Regions from separate parts of the Homo sapiens genome. Here region 1 is linked to region 2. A link is a contact called in ENCODE Hi-C or POLR2A ChIA-PET data. All regions are on one chromosome and are shown on one strand. The core of a region is the stretch at or near the end of the contact, and the rest is flanking DNA. Distances in the headings are between cores, read along the strand shown. Region 1 has its middle 13 kb from the start of MAP3K7CL. Region 2 overlaps BACH1 (BTB domain and CNC homolog 1).

Region 1 (2,700 bases), core at 19-2,518, 230 kb before region 2:
GAGTCAAGTAAATGACATCTGGGATCTTGGTAGCAACACGTGAAGAAAACTTATAAGTACAAATATTTAAAAAATATAAATGTAAATATAAATGATGGATGAGTTTTCTCGAGTAAAATCAGAGGATGATTTAGATGATCTGAAAGAAGCCTTCTAGCTCTAACATTAGTAACAGAATCACATGGGCCTCAATTCTTTCCTACTGCCCATGTAGCCACAAATGGAAAGATCTCGTTGAAATGACTATTTTTTTTGTTCCTAATGTGTCCTTAAAGAAAATTATTAAAAATATCTCAGGTCAATGACAGATAAAATTTTCCTAAAGTCTTCCTTTAAGAAACCCAAAGAGAGTACAAACTTCTGTCTGTATTCTGATTCATCTTCATTTAGTTTTTCTTGATAAACAGGGAATGTCATTCTTGTTCATTCTGAATTTCAGAATCTAAATTTGGAAAAAGAATACTAAAAGCATGCTAATTAGGCTCTTCAAAGAGTTCTTTAAAAATTTGAATATATAAATAATTTTATCATTCAGGGTGTGAATCAGCTATAGTTAGTCCAAAAAGCTTTTTAAAGCAATATACTTTTTCATGTTCAGGAATGATTTCCTGATATATAAATAACTTCCATTGCCATGGTACTTAGGCCATAAAGGGCCCTGCAGAACACACTTGTCTAATTTGAATTGTTTAGATTAATTTGGCAACTGGTGAAATATCACTTTGATTCTAATTATTGTCATGCTCACCTTGAGTAAGGCTTTTTGTGGTTTAATAATGCATACTCTTATTTCAAACACAAAAGCATCTGTGAAATCTGTCTTAACTATCAATATATTTCTTCTATTTGACATAATTTAATTTAATTTAATATAATTAATATACATTATAAGATCCTTAAATCTCAAAAGAAGATAATCTCCTGTCCTTCACTAGAATTTTTCTGTTCCAGGAAAATGTCATTTTCTATTTGTGGACTCTTCTAGGAAATCTTCATTCCCATTTAGCTGGAGCGGTGATGGAAAGCTATTCCTTCTCTGATGGACTTAACAATGCTATTTCTGTATCTCATTTGTGAGGCTGGGCAGCCATTCATTTGTGGTTAATACTGTAATTCTTAAAATGTATTTTTAAGAAGTGGATAGAAATATCTGATGCTCCATTTTAGTTTGAATGCTATCACTGCTGAAGCACACACAAAACTGTCAGCAAAATGCTGTTTGTATTGGACAACTCCTGTGAATTGAAAGTAGCTAAGCTAAAAAAAGGAAAATTGACAGGTGCCTTATTAGGCCCCAGTGATTAGTCATTTTTGTGTCTGCACAAGTAATTGACACTCACTTCTAAACAAGGATTGTGCATTTGCATGCTTTCAGGAAGAAGTCCTGCTGGGTGATTCTAATCTACTATTTTAGGATGTGATGGCTTAATTTGAAAAATGTTTTTATGAACAAAACATGATCTCTTTCTTGTCACTTTTTTGAATGTCCTCAGGTTTCACAGTGTGATCAGGGACTGAATGGATTTTATTCGGGTACCAAATATCCGATGACTAAATGGGTTTGGCAGTAAAATTGAGGGTTGTGTTGGTAACTACCTTCCACAGGAAGAAGAGATTATCTTTATTCTGTTCTTTTCTTGACGACTGCTGTAAAATGTATTTTTGGTTTGTTACAAACCAGTTGAATCTTTACAGAATTAAAACCAGAGAAGAAATTCTGTGGATAATTATTTTTTTATTCAGGGACTGGCTCCACCTACTACAATTTAGAATTGTAAGAAACTTTAGAGAGTATTAATTTAATTTTTTTAAATTAAAAAAATTTTTTTTGAGACGGACTCTTGCACTGTTGCCCAGGCTGGAGTACAGTGGCATGATCTCAGATCACTGCAACCTCCACCTCCTGGTTCAAGTGATTCTCCTGCCTCAGCCTCCTGAGTAGCTGGGATTACAGGTGCGTGCAACCACACCTGGCTAATTTTTGTATTTTCAGTAGAGACAGCGTTTCACCATGTGGAGCAGGCTGGTCTTGAACTCCTGACCTCAGGTGATTTGCCTGCCTCGGCCTCCCAAAGTGTCTTAACTTTTCTCCATGTGTGTCCCTGACTTTTATGGGTACCTTCCCTATTAGGCACTTGCATCCCAGGTTCAATTTAGTTCCAGAAATATTTACTGAGGCCCTGCTAAGGGCAAGGCACTGATCATGTGTCTTTGGTTGAATTGGGGGTGACAGTGGGATGGTAAATGGAAGCAGCACAATGTGGTACTCAGTGCATTAGCAGGAGAATGAACAAAGGGTTTTGGGAGGACAGGGGTTGAAATGACTACACAGACAAGGTGACAGGAGTGAGGGCCTTGATCTGTGAAGGCACAAAGTTGGCAATGAGGCCATAGTATCTGAAAACACTGAGAGAAGTTCGGTGTGACCCCACTGTAGGGAAGGTGGGAGCATGAGATGAGTATGGAGGAAAGGAGGACAAATTATGAAGGGCTTTGGATGCCAAACTAAAGACGTGATTCTTTAGGCAAGAGTGAGCCAACAAATGGATCTTTAAACATTTTAATTTTTCTTTAAGTTGTGCATGCGCATATGTTAAGGAGTCAAATAGTTCTGCAAGATTTATTACAAAAATCCCAAGAGGGCTCAGCCCTCCTACTTCCCATATTCCCCATTCCAGAGGTAAACACTGTCTAGATGAT
Region 2 (2,700 bases), core at 180-2,679:
GAGTTGTGATAAATTTCATAAGAAAAACGTTTGACTTTCTAGCAAGTGTTTATTTACTCTTTTCTTATAAATACCTTGATTATTTGGTTTCCTGGCTCATAATAGATTAGAAGCAATAAGATGTTAGAACAAGAAGGATGAAATGGGATGATAATAGAAAAGACATGCTGTCAGCAGTGATAAGTGACATGGACAGGAAGGCAGGAACCAGAAAAACTTTTGAAAAATTCTGTGGTAGACTTTCTTATAGGGGTAATATCTTAAAATTATAATAATAACAAAAATGGTAATTAGCAAGCACAAAATTACCCCCCCGAATTCTTCACACTTTAGTAACTCACCCACCGGCTGTCTCTAGGCATCTTAAATTCAGTCCCATCCCTTCAGTGGGTTTGATGTTGCTTAAATCAAGAGAGGTGTTGTGTGGATTACATAGCTGAGATTGCATGTTGGAAAACATTTAGCACAATATCTGTCAGAGAATCTGCTCAACAAATGCTGGTCATTAGTTGAATCTTGCAATGCTTTGAGTCTCAGTAATTAAGTTATGCTAACTGTACTTTTACTTTTTTTCTTGTATCCCATCCAAAATGCCATCCATACCTGTTATGTACAGTCTGTAAATCCAGAAAGCTCCAAAAACCGTATGTTTGTCACAAACTCTTTTGACCGAAAAACTGCCCCAAATTGACATTAGACTACATAGTCTTTATCCTACTTTCTTCATTATTTGCTATTTTAATGTTTACCTAGAAATGTAAAGATAGTTGATAGGGAAGTGCTGCCCCAGGCCTGCTAGAGAAATTATGTGTGCACCCATACTGTCTTTCCAAAACCTGAAAAATGCTTTGTGCCAAAATACATCTGCCCCAAGAGTTTTGGGTGGGAGATTCTGGGCCTTTAGTATTTAATGTATAATTGAATGGAATTGAAAGGATAAACTCCATGTGATCTTACTTGATGAGAAGCCCCTGTATATTATTTGATCGCCTTGGAAATGTTGATTGAGCTAATAAACACAAGCCATTGTGTTCTCTTTCCCCACTTCACAGCAAAGTGAAAAGGAGAGCTTGTTGAAGGAAAGAGATCACATTTTGTCAACTCTGGGTGAGACAAAGCAGAACCTAACTGGACTTTGCCAGAAAGTTTGTAAAGAAGCAGCTCTGAGTCAAGAACAAATACAGATACTCGCCAAGTACTCAGCTGCAGATTGCCCACTTTCATTTTTAATTTCTGAAAAAGATAAAAGTACTCCTGATGGTGAACTGGCGTTACCATCAATTTTCAGTTTATCTGACCGGCCTCCAGCAGTGCTGCCTCCCTGTGCCAGAGGAAACAGTGAGCCTGGCTACGCGCGAGGGCAGGAGTCCCAGCAGATGTCCACAGCCACCTCTGAGCAAGCTGGGCCTGCGGAACAGTGTCGTCAGAGTGGTGGGATCTCAGATTTCTGTCAGCAGATGACTGATAAATGTACTACTGATGAGTAAACTTGCATTCACTTCCTTCAAACCATCTAATTTTCTCCTGAAGTTTTGGCAGCGTCTTGAAAGCCTAATATGACCATCTGTTGCTCAACAATACTGTTTTTTTCCTTTAGTAGTTTACCATAAGGGAATTTCCTTTAAGTCAACCATGATTTCTCCTTGATTTCTACAAGAGACAAAGAAATGATTTTGCCTCCTGGATATCAGAAAAATCCATGTGAAAATGTAGTAAACCTTTAAAACTCATGTTTTAAAGAATAATAACTCTAGTAATAACTCTTCCTGCTATTCAGAATAAGTAGGAGAATGAAAACTGCAGCATATCAGACAGCAATTTAACAGCTTGAAACATCTACAGATAGTTCCTACTAAAAGAAGTGGCCTGCAGAAGTTTAATAATTTGACTTTTTTCTAATATTTTAGTTTGAAAGAAAATTTCTTCCCAAGCAATGCTAATAGAGTTCTATTCTTAGAAGCAGGGTGTCAGCTACTGGGAATATTTTTGTAGAGCTGCATTGTGAAAAAAAGATGGTCTTACCTGAATCTTAGGGCTTTGTTCTTCGGCTCCTAAAATCAGGCTTTAAGCTACATTGGGAAGATTTAGTAAATAGGCAAGTGGTTGGCCTAAGACGGGGGCTGCTTCTCCTCTTCAGTATGGACTCTAGAAAGTCTGGCTACATGAATAGATTTAAGTGTCACTTTCCCTCCCTGCCCCCCGCTTCAGTCTCTACCATATCTGGTCCCATCATGGACTTCCTATTTCCTGGCATTTTTGTCCCTTTGGAAGAAGAAATAGGACTCAGAATACAGTGGCATGAGTGATTACACTGGCAGCATTATCTCAGGCTCCCTAGAATCTGGAGAGCTTACCAACATGTAAAGCTGTTCATTTTTCCACCGTGGGTCACCAATGCCAGAAAACCAGACATCACGGGGAAAGAATGTTGCTTACTTTTTACCAGGAGTGCAGTTCATTTTTTTCACCCTGTTTTTGAAGTCGTATTATTCACTTGTAAAAATGATTGTAACAGATAAAAAATGTATCTGCAGCAACTCTGCAGGTTTGTGAAATAGGATGAAACTCAATCTTTTTCTATTGTGGGTTTGCATTTGAAAAGCAGGTTGAATCCTTGCTCTCTTCTCCAAATTTGGTGTGGTATAAAGACACACAAATCATTTTAACTTGGACATTTAAAGATCAGTCTTAGTGTTTGTT

The links. Hi-C counts contacts between places; a loop is a spot of excess contacts on that map. ChIA-PET counts read pairs that join two places held with the same protein, here RNA polymerase II (POLR2A). Pooled maps may share reads with other maps.
Region 1: a loop to region 2 is called in a pooled map, with 2.2 times the contacts of the local background. The contact joins two enhancer-like sites. A Hi-C loop is called at or near these places in 2 of 37 single-sample maps with no recorded cell type and 3 of 50 pooled maps. POLR2A ChIA-PET finds 5 or more read pairs at or near these places in 4 of 52 experiments (AG04450, CD8-positive, alpha-beta T cell, HEK293 and 1 more).

Annotation. Positions count from the first base shown.
Region 1 is chr21:29,116,274-29,118,973 of GRCh38, forward strand. It overlaps a transcript of MAP3K7CL not described here. Among named protein-coding and RNA genes, the nearest start is that of MAP3K7CL, 13 kb to the right of the region's middle. Within about 2 kb of position 1,269, at least 2 of the 41 ENCODE cell types and tissues checked have a DNase peak (open chromatin) inside an H3K27ac peak, as active enhancers do.
Region 2 is chr21:29,341,347-29,344,046 of GRCh38, forward strand. BACH1 (BTB domain and CNC homolog 1) reads left to right here. Exons shown (of 5, transcript NM_001186.4): 5 at 1,053-2,700. The coding sequence ends at 1,487. Among named protein-coding and RNA genes, the nearest start is that of BACH1-IT2, 30 kb to the right of the region's middle. RefSeq lists an enhancer at 774-1,973. Within about 2 kb of position 1,430, at least 22 of the 41 ENCODE cell types and tissues checked have a DNase peak (open chromatin) inside an H3K27ac peak, as active enhancers do.